Regions from separate parts of the Homo sapiens genome. Here region 1 is linked to region 2. Evidence: read pairs that join two places in POLR2A ChIA-PET (ENCODE). Cell type or tissue: OCI-LY7. All regions are shown on one strand. Links, peaks and the distances in the headings refer to the core of each region. The heading gives the core; the rest is flanking DNA.

Region 1 (4,402 bases), core at 231-4,230, 96 kb after region 2:
AATCCCAGCACTTTGGGAGACCAAGGTGGGTGGATCACTTGAAGTCAGGAGTTCGAGACCAGCATGGCCAACACGGTGAAACCCCGTCTCTTTTAAAAATGCAAAAATTAGCCGGGTGTGGTGGCACATGCCTGTAATCCCAGCTACCTGGGAAGCTGAGGCAGGAGAATTGCTTGAATCTGGGAGGCGGAGGTTGCAGTGAGTCGACATCATGCCACTGCCCTCCAGCCTGGGCGATAGAGCAAGACTCTGTCTCAAAAAAAATCTTAACTCTTTTTTTTTTTTCTTTTTCAAGGTGGAGTCTCTTAACTCTCTCGCCCAGGCTGGAGTGCAGTAGCGCCATCTTGCCTTGCTGCAACCTTCTGCCTCCCAGGTTCAAGCAACTCTCCTGCCTCAGCCTCCTGAGTATCTGGGACTACAGGTGCATGCCACCACGCCCAGCTAATTTTTGTACTTTCAGTAGAGACAGGGTTTCACCATTTTGGCCAGGCTAGTCTCAAACTCCTGAGCTCGTGATTTGCCCACCTCAGCCTTCCAAAGTGCTGGGATTACAGGCGTGAGCCACAGCACCCAGCCCAAAATCTTAACTCTTGTTACCTCTATTTGGAAAGGTCTTACCCATTTCTGATTCTTCACCTTGGGCCAGATAATCTGTTTGTAATTGTGTAGCCCAGGTGATCTGGATGCAGCATTGAGGCAAGCAACAGAAAGCAGACGCACTATCATCCTCATATTCTTATTCCAAGCATCTAAACATTTCTAAAAAGACTGATACAGGAATAGCCCCCTGATAAATGTTTTGTCAAATCTGGGGAAGGAAAAAGTAATTTATTTTTGAAAATCCATTTCTTATTAGAAATAACAGGCCTATCAAATCTAAGTAAAAACCAATTCTCGGCAGTGGCTCATGTCTGTAATTCTAGCACTTTGGGAGGCCGAGGAGGGAGGATCTCCCGTTGAGGTCAGGAGTTTGAGACCAGCCTGGCCAACACGGTGAAACCCCATCTCTACTAAAAATACAAAAATTAGCCAGGTGTGATGGCACACGCCTATAGTCCTAGCTACTCGGCAGGCTGAGGCTGGAGAATCACTTGAATTGGGGAGGCGGAGATTGCAGCGAGCCAAGATTGCGCCACTGCACTCCAGCCTGGGTGATAAGGCCAGACTTCGCCTAAAGAAAAAAAAGAAAGAAAGAAAATCAATTATATTTCCTTCAAACATAATGAAAAACATCAGCTGAACAAAGATATCTTAAATAAGTGACCAACAAATCTACATAAGGTAAGTCAGATAAATTAAAACCAAAAACGTGATTTTTTTTTTTTTGAGATGGAGTCTCACTCTGTTGCCCAGGCTAGAGTGCAGTGGCATGCCCTCCATCTCCCAGGTTCAAGAGATTCTCCTGCCTCAGCCTCCCAAGCAGCTGAAATTACAAGCGCGCAACACCATACCCGACTAACTAATTTTTGTATTTTTAGAAGAGACAGGATTTCACCATGTTGGCCAGGCTGGTCTCGAATTCCTGACCTCAGGTGATCCACCTGCCTCGGCCTCCCAAAGTGCTGGGATTACAGGTGTGAGCCACTGCACACAGTCAAACATGTGGTTTTTAATCTGTCAGGAAAAAAGTTCCAGAAAAGTGATGTCATTTTATAAATCTCAGATTTAATAAGGATAAAAAATTAGGAGACAGTGTGCTGTACATGATTAGCAGTTTCAGTCAGGAAAAAGGAAGCATCAGTTGCATTAAATTCTGCCTCCAGAAAGCTTTGTTCCTTTAAGTAGATCACTTAAGAGTTTCACTCAAAAATAGTACCTACTATGCTACCCGATGATCTCTAACGTATTTTTCAACTTCAAAACCCAACAGCTCTATGATATCACCGATGAGCTTCTCTAATTCCTTTAATCTCTACCTCTAGTATAAAGATGTTGAACCATAACAATATATTCTAGTGGGCACTTATTATGTATTACGTACTGAGTTGTGTTCCAAGTGTCTTTGCATTAACTTACAGAGTCCTAAAAATCTATGGAATAAAATGCTAATATCCCCATCTGACAACTCAGAAAACTGAGGTTCAAGCATGCTCTTCACTAACTCAGGAAATCTGCATGCTATGATATACATGTCACTTTCACTTATCTACCTTATTCGTTTCCCAAAATTATATTTTAGTAACATTGCACTATATTGCCCTGACATTAAAGACAAAAATTCAGAAATCATTTAATGGCTATTAATTACTAAGCACTAGACACTTCACATATGCAATGGCATGTACTCCTCAATCTGATTAAGTAGCTATTAGGTTATTCCTCTATTTCAGGTGAAAATAGAGGATCTTAGATTAAGACACTGTTCAGTGTCATATGAATAAGTGGCAGACCTGGAATTTGAATCTATAACTCTATTATTCACAAGTCTGTAAACTTAACACCTTATTATACAGTGGTGGTAAATTTGTGATTTAATTAACATTTCCTATTGGTAGCATGCTTTTATGTTCTTTTCCAGGTCTTCAAATATTTCCTATTGAGAATTCATAATTTGGCCAGGAGCAGCAGCTCACACCTACAATCCCAACGCTTTGGGAGGCCTAAGCAGGAGGATCCCTTGAGGCCAGGAATTCAAGACCAGCCTGGTCAACATAGTGAGACTATCTCTATAAAAATTTTAAAAATCAGCTAGGCATGGTGGCACACACCTGTAGTCCCAGCTATTCCAGAGGCTTGAGCCCAGGAGTTTGAGGCTGCAGTGAGCTATGATCATACCACTGCACTACAGTCTGAGGGACAGAGCGAGACCCTATCTCTTAAAAAAACAAACAAACACACAGACAGGCGTGGTGGCTCACGCCTGTAATCCCAGTACTTTAGGAGGCTAAGGGGGGCAGATCACAAAGTCAGGAAGGAGTTTGAGACCGGCCTGACCAACATGGTGAAACTGTCTCTACTAAAAATAAAAAAATTAGCTGGGCATGGTGGTGCACGCTTGTAATCCCAGCTCCTCAGGAGGCTGAGGCAGGAGAATCACTTGAACCCGGGAGGTGGAGGTTGCAGTGAGCCGAGATCGCGCCACTGCACTCCAGCCTGGATGACAGCGCAAGACTCCTTCTCAAACACACACTCATAATTCACCAGAACAGATCATTCAAGAATATTATGCTCCACTAGATCCAAATAGCTACACCTTCAGGCTCTGCCTCTTAAAACAAAAAGGCAGACTGCCAACTCTGTAAATGTTTATTTTTGTGTCCACAATCTAGGTAGTTTCAACACCTAAAAATATTGGTAGCAAGATACATAAAATAAAAAGCTTAGAAATAAGAAAACAAAATAAAAACAAAACTTTTAACATGCAAAGTTTTGTCACATTATACCAAGTGAATCCAAGAGACTATGGTAGAAGCTGAAATGAAACAATTTCTTATTTAATTAAAAATGTTCCCCATAGGCTGGGCACGGTGGCTCACGTCTGTAATCCCAGCACTCTGGGAGGCTGAGGCGGGAGGATCAGAAGATCAGGAGATCCAGACCATCCTGGCTAACACAGTGAAACTCCGTCTCTACTAAAAATACAAAAAAATTAGCCGGGGGTGGTGGCAGGTGCCACCACGTAGCCCCAGCTAATCGGGAGGCTGAGGCAGGAGAATGGCGTGAACCCAGGAGGCAGAGCTTGCAGTGAGTGGAGATCACGCCACTGCAGTCCAGCCTGGGTGACAGAGCGACACTCCGTCTCAAAAAAAAAAAAAAAAAAAAAAAAATTCCTCATAAACCCATGATTAAATAGAAGGTATATGCATGCAAATAGTTAATCTTGGCCAAATCCACATTAATGCTTGATTTGTCTTAAAATGTTAAAAATCTCCCTTATCTGCAACTCTCAAACATAATTTGGCTTTCTCCTATAATATAAATAAATATTCTTTTATTCCTTTTTACCACTCCATTATGCAGAAGATTATAAATATTCTTTAAGAAATATGACCTGGAGGCCGGGAGCGGTGGCTCATGCCTGTAATTCCAGAACTCTGGGAGGCCGAGGCGGGCAGATCACCAGATCAGGAGATAGAGACCATCCTGGCTAACAGTCTTTACTAAAAATACATAAAATTAGCCAGGCGTGGTGGCGGGCACCTGTAGTCTCAGCTAGGCAGAGCTTGCAGGGAGCCGAGATTGCACCACTGCACTCCAGCTGGGATGACAGACTGAGACTCCGTTTCAAAAAAAAAAAGGAAAAAAGAAATAAGACCTGGTATTGGCCGGGTGAGGTGGCTCACTCCTGTAATTCCAGCACTTTGGGAGGCCGAGGCAGGTGGATCACGAGGTCAGGAGTTCGAGACCAGCCTGACCAACATGGTGAAACCTTGTCTCTACTAAAAATACAAAAATTAACCAG
Region 2 (4,365 bases), core at 1-4,000:
AATAGAATTCAAAGAACCTAGCTGGGTGCAGTGGCCCACGCCTGTAATTTCAGCGCTTTGGGAGGCTGAGGTGGGTGGATCACGAGGTCAGGAGATCGAGACCATCCTGGCCAACATGGTGAAACCTGTGTCTCTACTAAAAATACAAAATTAGGTGAGCGTGGTGGTGAGCGTCTGTAATCCCAGCTACTTGGGAGGCTGAGGCAGGAGAATCTCTTGAAACCAGGAGGCAGGGGTTGCAGTGAGCTGAGATGGCGCCACTACACTCCAGCCTGGGCGACAGAGCAAGACTCCGTCTCAAAAAAAAAAAATCCTTTAGCAAGTTTTTAGAAAGCAGATTGGACCTAGAAATCATATTCTTGAACCATGTTGCTGTGCTTGTAGATCCAGGCAATGTTTAACATTACAGGACAGCATCTAACCTCATACCTTGAATATATGATAGGAATTTAATAAATATTCTGGCCGGGGGCAGTGGCTCATGCCTGTAATCCCAGCACTTTGGGAGTCTGAGGTGGGCGGATTACTTGAGGTCAGGAGTTCGCAACATGGTGAAACCCCGTCTCTACTAAAAAAAAAAAAAAAAAAAATAGAAAACTTAGCCAGGTGTGGTGGTGCATGCCTGTAATCCCAGCTACTTGGGAGGCTGAGGCCGGAGAATCACTTGAACTCAGGCGGCAGAGGTTGCAGTGAGCAGAGATTGCACCACTGCACTCCAGCCTGGGCAATAGAGTGAGACTCCATCTCATAAATAAATAAATAAATAAATAATCAAATCACTGATGTACTTTTTTTTTTTTTTTTTTTTTTCTGAGAAAGGGTCTGGTTCTGTCGCCCAGACTGGAGTGCAGTGGCATGATCTCAGCTCACTGCAACCTCTGCCTCCCAGGATCAAGCCATCCTCCCAGCTCAGCCCGGCTATTTTTGTAATTTTTGTAGAGATGGAGTTTCACCATGTTGCCCAGGCTGGTCTTGAACTCCTGAGCTCAAGTGACCCATCCACCCCGCCTCACAAAGTGCTGGGATTACGGGCGTGAGCCACCATCCCCAGCCTTCACTGATGTGCTGTTTTCAGCTACTGATAGACTCTAACTCTTCTATCCATCCTAGGCAAATAGGTTAACCAAACCCGAAGTAATTTTTAAAATAACTTAATACAACAATCTGTAGACTATTACCACACTGTATTGAGCTTATATTTTCATAAAGATCAATAGAAGTTCATGATACATTGCTATTATAAACAACCAAGTGAAACAAAGAGGTTTACTAACAGCTTCTTCCTAATAATCTGATCCTTCTAAGAATAAGCTAAGCTCATTCATCAACATCTTAATTGTTTAATTGCTATTAAGCTACTTTTACCAGAGTAGATACATTAATAAATGATAACCTGGTAATGAAATAGATTAAAGTAGCCGTCTAGTCCTTTCTCCCTTGGGAGATTGTTTCATCAAATACACTATGTTGCAAAACTTCCTCCTTAAAAATAAAATGTGATTTTGCAATCACTTCTTGGTTTCCTTCCTATTTGTGGCTACCGCTTAATGTCATACCCACAGGAACATTTCGCAAACTCACTTCTCTACCAAAAAACACATTTTGGGCCACCTTATCCACCAATAATTAATTTAAGCATAAAGCAATTGAGGAGAAAAATCCTCAAGTGTATTTTGAAATTAAACATTTATGATGGGGCGAAGTGGGGGGGTTGCTACTTAGAATTATTTTGTCCTACTGTCCCATTTCTGTACTTCATTATAATTATTTTGCAACTATATGGATGCTTCTTTTTAAAGCTGCCCTCAAAATAATATTCTGAGCATAATTCATTTTTATTTGTGTTAAGTAAAACTAAATGTATGATAACCAAAATAATCTCAAAAGGTTGGCATTAGCCAAGTAATCCAAATACAATTTAAGAAAGATAATTCAAGCTAGGTGTGGTGGCTCACGCCTGTAATCCCAGCACTTTGGGAGGATCACTTGAGCCAGGAGTTCAAGACCAGCCTGGGCAGCATAGTGAGACCCCCATCTCAAATTTTTTTTTTTTTTTTTGAGACAGAGTCTGGCTCTGTCGCCCAGGCTGGAGTGCAGTGGCACAATCTCGGCTCACTGCAAGCTCCGCCTCCCGGGTTCACGCCATTCTCCTACTTCAGCCTCCTGAGTAGCTGGGACTACAGGCGCCCACCACTACGCCCGGCTAATTTTTTGTATTTTTAGTAGAGACAGGGTTTCACTGCATTAGCCAGGATGGTCTCGATCTCTTGACCTTGTGATCCGCCCACCTCGGCCTCCCAAAGTGCTGGGATTACAGGCGTGAGCCACCGCGCCTGGCCTCAATTTTTTCTTTTAAGAAAGATAATTGATAAGAAAACATTGAAGAAATACACAATTATTTTAGAAAAAAAGATATCTTTAGATTAAACTGCATATTTAATTTTGTAAAAATGTTTTACAGTCTATTTGTTTTTATAAATTTTAATTTCAATTTTTTTGTTTTAGAGATGGGGGTCTTGCTATGTGCCCAGGCTGGAGCACAGTTGGTATTCATAGGCACAATCATAGCACACTACAGCGTCAAACTCCTGGACTCAAGCTTTTTTATTTCTTCTTTTCTGAATTTTAAGTAACACATTTATCGACATTCTGTGTCCCAAACTAAACTACAAACTCCCTAAAAGCAGAGACTGTTCTTGATCATACTAGGACATACTGTAGTACAGTATATGCTGTCAAATCAAACTAGTTTTGGTTATTAATAGAAAGTTATAATTTCCTACTTTACAACATAGTACTTTCCTAGAAAACAAGCTGAAAGTTAAATATGCAAAAGTCAAATGATTGACTTACACATTATAAATGGGATTCTTTTTCCAGAGTAATTACTGTATATCTGTCTTTGGGCATACGCATTAGCAATGTATTTCTAGCCATTTTACATTTGTTTCTTAATTTATTTTTCTTCATAATTGAGCACACAGTCCATAGGCTAATCTTCTGATTGAAGCTAAATAGTCTTACCTGATTTCCATCTTTGTTTTAATTGTACGACTTTATCCAACTTTGTGTGGTTTATGAGATCTACCCATCTTATCGCTATGTAATTTTCCCTTCTTCATTTTATTAACTGATGGCACAATGCAATAAAATGTCAAATATTTAAAGTTCGATAAAATACTCAACTCCCCAACACTGCTATATAGGCACGCACATGTGTGTGCACAGACACAGGACCATCACCACAAACAACAACAAAAATAACAACTCAAGATGTTGCCAGACACTTGGGTGGCTCCAAATGTTTATCAGTTAATGTGTCCAAGTTAAATCAAGGTGACAATTTAAGAGCTTTCAGTTCATAATGTATAGTGGGGAAGAAGGATGACATTGAAACATACAAAAGTTGAAAAACAGCTGCATTTGGAATCAGAATTTTAGAACCTTGGAAATTCTTTTCTTTTACTTATCTGTCTTCTCTACTAAACTAAGTTGAGGCCACAACTCGAGTTATACTCATCTTTATGTTCCACATATTTTGCATGCCTAACAACATACTAGGAACTTGAGAATTTGAATTATTCAAGGTCTCATGGATAGTTAGATAGGCCAGAAAACTGTTCATAAAAGTTACAGGCCAATAAAGCGTAGACATATAGTCTTGGACATTGGTCCCTTCATTCTAGCATTTGCTATAACTTATTTGCAGTTGCCTTAGACCCCGAATAGCCAAAGCAATCTTGAGCAAAAAGAACAAAGCTGGAGACATCACACTACCCGATCTCAAAATATATTACAAAGCTGTAGTAATCCAAACAGCGTGATACTAGCATTTAAAAAAAAAACATAGACTAATGGAACAGAGAGCCCAGAAATACTTCTACAAGTGTATGTTCAAATGATTCTCATCCAAGTTGCCAAGAACACACAAAAGGGAAAGGACATCTCTTTAATAAATGCTGTTGAGAAAACTGGATATCCTATGCAGAAGAATGAAACTGGACCCTTATATCAAACCATATACAAAAACCAATTCAAAATGAATTAAAGACTTAAATGTAACACCAGAAATTGAAAACCGCTGGAAGAAAACATGAGGAAAAAGCTTCTTGACGTTAGTCTTGGGAAAGATTTTTTTGAATAGAACCTGAAAAGAACAAGCAACAAAAGCAAAAATAGATAAATATGATTGTGTCAAACTAAAATCTTCTGTACAGAAAAGGAAACAGTCAACAGAGTGAAGAGACAACCTATAGAATGGGAGAAAATACTCATGAACCATAAATCTGAGAATGGCTTAATATCCAAAATATATAAGGAACTCAACTCAATAGCAAAAAAAAACCCAATTAAACAATGGGCTAT

The links. ChIA-PET counts read pairs that join two places held together with the same protein. Peaks named below come from ENCODE experiments on the same cell type or tissue, not always from the same donor. Only the 100,000 strongest peaks of a DNase experiment are listed, where the experiment ranks them.
Region 1: POLR2A ChIA-PET joins it to region 2 with 7 read pairs; 4 of 35 experiments call an interaction of 5 or more read pairs at or near these places.

What each region holds. Positions count from the first base shown.
Region 1 is chr12:98,520,466-98,524,867 of GRCh38, reverse strand. All of the region lies in intron 1 of TMPO (thymopoietin), which reads right to left. Among named protein-coding and RNA genes, the nearest start is that of TMPO-AS1, 6.4 kb to the right of the region's middle. In OCI-LY7, for the core only: no CTCF peak of the experiment used is centred there; a DNase peak (open chromatin) is centred at 4,167; H3K4me3 peaks cover 2,152 bases; H3K27ac peaks cover 2,595 bases.
Region 2 is chr12:98,616,319-98,620,683 of GRCh38, reverse strand. It overlaps a transcript of IKBIP not described here. Among named protein-coding and RNA genes, the nearest start is that of SNORA53, 19 kb to the right of the region's middle. In OCI-LY7, for the core only: no CTCF peak of the experiment used is centred there; no DNase peak of the experiment used is centred there.